2 separate regions of the Homo sapiens genome follow, and region 1 is linked to region 2. A link is a contact called in ENCODE Hi-C or POLR2A ChIA-PET data. All regions are on one chromosome and are shown on one strand. The core of a region is the stretch at or near the end of the contact, and the rest is flanking DNA. Distances in the headings are between cores, read along the strand shown. Region 1 holds the start of SOCS7 (suppressor of cytokine signaling 7). Region 2 holds the start of MRM1 (mitochondrial rRNA methyltransferase 1).

Region 1 (2,700 bases), core at 110-2,609, 1.8 Mb before region 2:
TTCCACAATTAGCGCTGACCTTATGCGAGATGTTACCACCTTTGGTCCCAAGTCTCTGCCTCCTCCTGAAGACCCTATCTTAAGAACTGTCAGGATCGCGATAGCAATAGATAAAAAGGGAAACCAAACAAGAAAAGGAAGTTTGTCGGCCAGCCCCCGGCCGGTCTCACCTCCCCGCGTCCAGCTCCCGGCCCGCAGAGCCTCCCATGTCTGTCAGGCTCGCAGCTGAAGCAGCCAGCTCTCCAGAAGGCCTCTTGCCGGTCCCATCCCCACCGCCGGAGCCACCGTTGCAGCTCTTGGTGCGAAAGAGGCGACTGAGGCGGATTTTGAAGGAGCCCTTCCGAGAAGGACCCGCGAGTGGCCGGAGGGGCCCGGGAGGAGGCGGGGGCGGGGGAGGTTGCTGCTGCTGCTGCTGCTGCTGCTCCCCTCTACTCAGGCGCCCCAGAGGGACCAAGTCCTGCAGCGGGAAGGGCACCGGAGGTAATTCAGGGCCTGGGGGCTGCAGCAGAAGCCGGCCGCCCCCTCCTCCTCCGCGACCCGGGCTGCTGAGCTCCTCTTCCGAGCAGCTGTTAGTCTCCAGGCTCTCGGCCTCCGATTCCAAGCCCTCCAGGACCAGCAGCGCGTCGCTCGTTTCCGTGGGGTCCTCCCCGGCCTGCGGGGCGGCAGCAGGCGGCTGGGGCTGCGGAGGGGGCGGCTGAGGAGGACACGGACACGGGCAGCAACCCCCACCGACTGTCTTGACCCCCGGCCCCGCCGGCTGCCCGAGCCCCAGAGCCGCCAACTGCGCCTCTAGTCCAGCCGCCGGGCCCCAGGTCCGCTCGAGCGCCAAGCCCGGCGGCAGGGCCTTGGGGTCCAGGGCACAGCGGTGCCGGGGACACAGCAGTTCCGAGGGTCCCGGCTCCGGGGCCGCCTCCACGTCCTCCTCCTCCGGCGGCCGACCCACGTTGCGGAACACCATCAGCTGCGGCGGCCGGGAGCCCCGCGGGCCGGGCCGCGCGAGGAAGGGTGGCGGCGGGGGGCCATGGCCCGGGGGCGGTGGCGGAGGGCCTGGCTCGGGGGCCGCCTCTCCATAGCCAAGGAGGCGGCTCAGGACGCGGTACGAAGCGGCCGCCGCCGCCGCCTCGCCATCCCGGAGCTCGGCCTCCTGCATCGGGGAGAGGGAGGGAGGGCGGGCGGCTGGGAGCCGGGCTGGGGTGGGGACTAGGCCGGGCCCCGCCGGAGCCCCGCCCGCCGCGGCCCCCGGAGCGACAGCGCTAACGGCCGCCGCGGCCTCTGCCTCATAGAGGGGGGCGGGGGGCGCGCGGAGCCCAGCGCGAGCCCAGGCCGCGCTCCGCCACCGCCGAGCACCGCCCCCAAGCCGACGTCACTTCCGGAAGGGCTTAGCCACGCCACTTTCCCCAGGGCGTGCTCGCGCTGGCCTCCACGGCGAGTGACGCCGCGCGCGCCCCCGGCCCCTATTGGCGGTGAGCTGTCTGTTGGCTGGCGTTGGTCTCTTTTCCCGGTCCTTGCTTTTCACTTCCTGGGCGCCCAGGCCCAGGCCATCCCATTCGGTAGAGTGGAGAGGCCTTGGAAACCATGGTCTGGTCCTGGGAGCGCGCCGCTGGCCTTGGGAGCACATATGGTTCTGCCATCTACGCCGCTTGCGATGTGTGACCTTGGCTGAGTCATTTCATCATTAATCTGTATCTCCGTCCGCCTGGCACCCAGTGAATGTTTGTGGAATCAGTACATGAATCGTGTTCTAGACCCAGTGCTGTACTGATAAATGTGTAACAACCAGCTCTCTGGGGGGAGAACGGGAATGTATGCACATATATAGGTACAAAAATTTGTCGTTAAGTTTTACTGACATAAAGGATGTGTAGTTCACAATTTACAATTAATAGTAAATTGGCAAATTCCATATAACTCTTTCTCACAGAATGCTTTCATTGATTTTTGCCAAACTCTTATATGGGTAGCCAAACTGTGATTGCAGTTGACCTAGGAGTGTAATTGTAAAGGTGAATGTTGGTTGATAAAACTGAAAAAGACAAAACTTAATTGGATTGTCAATGATGGGAGCAACTTCTTTGCTGAGTCAGAAAACGGTTTCAAATACTGGAAGAATATTTACTCAATTTTTGTGCTATTCATAATGTAACGGCTACAGACAACACATTAAGTTTTTGCTGTTGTTGAGATGGAATCTTTCTCTATTGCCCAGGCTGGAGTGCAATGGCGCTATCTTGGCTCACTGCAACCTCTGCCTCCCGGGTTCAAGCAATTCTCCTGCCTCGCTCCAGGTAATTTTTTGTATTCTTAGTAGAGACAGGGTTTCACCATGTTGGCCAGGCCAGTTTTGAACTCCTGACCTCAGGTGATCCACCCGCCTTGGCCTCCCAAAATGCTGGGATTACAGGCGTGAGCCACCGCGCCCACGCCCGGCCTTCTTATCTTTACACAGGGATAAGGATTGCAATTTTGCTTGCTTGCAGGCATGTTGTGAGGATCAAATAAGATCAAGCTTTTTGTGTGGAGGAGGTGAGACTGGAGGCAGGGAGCCCATTGAAATAGTCCCAGTGGGAGATATTGAGAGATGCAAGGGAAAAGGAGGAAGGATCAGCTGCAGAACTCAGTGACTTCTAATACCTGAGGGTGCATTGAGGGGAAGAGGGTGGAGGGTTGAGTCCTGCAACCAGAGGGACCTTTTCAGAATGG
Region 2 (2,860 bases), core at 280-2,779:
GGAAGCACAGCTGAAGACAAACGGATGGGAGAGGGGTTTCCAAGGTTTGTCTCTTGCTAGATACTAATGGCATAAAGATCTTCTTGTTCAAACATCCTTTCAAGCTGTGCCCTATTCGAGGAACTCAGGTCTCCTGTACGCAGCTCCCCACAGCTGAACAAAATGCATTTACTGAAGCCCGACCTAGTAGGCAAATAGACACTGAGGCTGACTTACAGAAGAGGCAAAGTGGTGCATACCTGGGGAAGGGGTGCAGGAAAGGGTATAACGCTAGGAAGAATTCAGCTAATGCTCCATTTGCCGTTTTAAAAACTCCAGGACCCTTCCATCCCCAGAGGGATTTAGAAGGCCAAAGGAAGCGGTGCCAACATGCCCCTTTCTCTCCCTCGCCAGGGGCTAGCTTCGTCCCCTTGAAGAGGCTGAGCTGGGCTCACATCTGTTCCTTCCCCTCTTGCCCCTCATTACCTGTAAAAATCCGGTGAGGTCATCAGTGGAGAACACGTCCATCACCTCCATAGCCCCCGCGCTGGACTTGCTGACTACTGGAGTGAGCGGGCAGCTGCAAGGTTTCCCCGTTCCCCGCATTAGGCTGGGCCATCTCAAGCCCGGCTCCCTACCCTCCCAGGGCTCCCAAGGGCTAGGGGGATGAGAGTTCTGGGACAGGTAAGTCTGGCTAAGGGATCACCCAAGGGCCAAGGTGCTTAGGAACTCGGCTGCGTCTCCAAGTTGGGGCACATAGAGAATGAGGGACGTCCGTGCCTGTTTCTCCGGCTGGTGATGACCTTATCCACTCCGAGGAAGTGTGCGGAACGCAGCACAGCCCCAAAATTCCGGGGATCCTGGATCCCATCGAGGACGAGCCACAACTGCTGGGGGTCGTCGCCTGGGCTCGCCTCCCCGGCCTCTCTCCAAGGCCGGGGCCGCAGCGGGCTCACCTCCATGCAGACACCCTGGTGGACCTGGTAGCGGCACATTGTGTCCAGTTTCTGCCGTCTGGGCCGCAGAACTGGAATGTCCCGCGCCTCGGCCATCCGGAGCAGCTCGGCCCGCTTCCCCTGCAGCCCAGCTTTACCCGCCTGGAGCAGGAGCCGGGCCACAGAGCGGCGGGCGGCCTGCAGAGCCAGGAGACACGGGGTCATGCCAAACAGAAGCTCCAGCCGAGAGGTCGGCACCAGGTCATCCAGCAGCAAGCGGCTTAGCTCCTCCCCACCAGGCCGCTCCCCATGCCGCGCTGCATGGGAGAAATGACGGGTGACGAGGCGACCCCAGGTCGCGCCCCGGACGGTCGAGAGCAATGCCATGGCGCAGCTCCCGCCAGGGACTCGATGCCCCTTGCTGCGTCCCCGGGAGCGGTAACCCGCGCCGCAGTTCGCTCCCAGGCTCCCAACACCGAGGTGAAGGGTACTCGACAGCCGTCTCCGCCGAGCTCTCTCGGACAGGAACAAACAGCCCCGATTACCCACAACTGGACTACCGAGCTACGACCACCCGCTCCCAGGCTCCCACGTGGGTCCCTCGCTTCCGGGTTCGGGAGCCCGCCCCTCCCCGGCCCCTTCCTGACGGTGTTTTGCGCATGCGTGGCTGCCAGGCTGTCCCCCACAGCGCCTCCCTCAAGGCTAGAGGAGCGGCGAGCTGAGCTGGCCGTACTACCGGCTGCGTCCTGTGTTCCTCGAGGTCCCAGGAGGCCGGGGACCGCATTCACCCACGCACCAGTGAAGGGCCCTTTAAGGAGATGGGTTGGCCTTCCTGGTCAACCAATTCAGTCTTGTTGCCTCCCTCCCCACATCCCGGCGCTGGTGATTTTTCCCAGAACTTCTCACTAGCCCATCACCAGCCAGCAGGACCCCAACAGTCACTTCCTATCCCGGGCCGCTGATTCTCTTCCTAAGTGACTCTGAGCCTGTCGTGTTCCTGCTGACAAGCTCACTAACGCCCCCGTCCCACAGGTAATGGCGAGACTCTTGCGCAGCACTCAGCCCCCCAGCGATCCAGGAAGGCAGGAAGGAGCTGCCTCTTCAGCCCCATCTGGCTCCTTGCTCCTGTGCTTAAGTTCTGAGCTGTTCGCACAGCACTGCATGCTCTTCCAGACCTCTCAGCCTTGCACACCTGTCTTCGCTTTGTCAAACTCCTACATGTTTTCAAGGCCCAAACAAACCCATTCCTGCTACCTAAGGTAATCCATACTCCCATGAGTGAGGCCCCCAATCCACCCACCTGGGACCTACCTGGAAGAAATTCTGAGACACAAGCACCCCTGATCACAGAGAAGGGGAAAGAATGGAAAGACACTCCTGAAGCCAAGGCAGATTGGTTGCGATTTTTCTTTTTTAATGATCACCATGAAATCCACTGGGCCAGGCCCTGGTGTTCTGCTGCCATAGTCAGAGTCAGAGTGGAGGGATGACCCCAGGAGGGGACAAGAAGCCAAGACTGGGCTGGGGAGCCGAGAAGGAGATAGATAAGGGGGAGAGGGTGCAGTGGGGCAGGCAGAGGAGGAAGTCTGGAGCCCTGGATAACAACACAGATATAAGGTGAAGGCCTCCCTCTGCCACCCCAGCCCTGAGCCACAGACGTTGAGGTGCAAGAAGATGGGGATTTTGGCCACAACTCCTTTCCCATGTCAAAGGGAAGACACTGAGAGCAGACAAAGGCCAAGTGCCCAGGGGCACAAGAACAAGTTAACAAGTAAAACAATTAGGGACACCACCTCCTTTCCCCAGCCCATTTTTCACATTTACAACTGAAGCAATTTGACAAGATGATATAAAAATCTCAAACAAATTTTCTAGCCCCTGGTCGGGGTGTGGACAGGAAGTGGTATCCCGTGATCCAGAAATCAACACCTAAAATCCAGAGGCAG

Evidence for each region. Hi-C counts contacts between places; a loop is a spot of excess contacts on that map. ChIA-PET counts read pairs that join two places held with the same protein, here RNA polymerase II (POLR2A). Pooled maps may share reads with other maps.
Region 1: a map of dorsolateral prefrontal cortex shows a loop between it and region 2 (4-fold over the local background). The contact joins the promoter of SOCS7 here to the promoter of MRM1 in region 2. A Hi-C loop is called at or near these places in 1 of 168 maps with a recorded cell type or tissue (dorsolateral prefrontal cortex) and 5 of 50 pooled maps. POLR2A ChIA-PET finds 5 or more read pairs at or near these places in 2 of 52 experiments (BJ and Caco-2).

The regions. Positions count from the first base shown.
Region 1 is chr17:38,350,503-38,353,202 of GRCh38, reverse strand. It overlaps SOCS7 (suppressor of cytokine signaling 7), which reads right to left and starts at 1,359. Exons shown (of 10, transcript NM_014598.4): 1 at 171-1,359. The coding sequence starts at 1,150. LOC124903991 (a long non-coding RNA gene) reads left to right here and starts at 2,207. Exons shown (of 2, transcript XR_007065738.1): 1 at 2,207-2,285; 2 at 2,478-2,700.
Region 2 is chr17:36,600,252-36,603,111 of GRCh38, reverse strand. It overlaps MRM1 (mitochondrial rRNA methyltransferase 1), which reads right to left and starts at 1,529. Exons shown (of 5, transcript NM_024864.5): 1 at 760-1,529; 2 at 466-559. The coding sequence starts at 1,301. It overlaps DHRS11 (dehydrogenase/reductase 11), which reads right to left. Exons shown (of 7, transcript NM_024308.4): 7 at 2,308-2,860.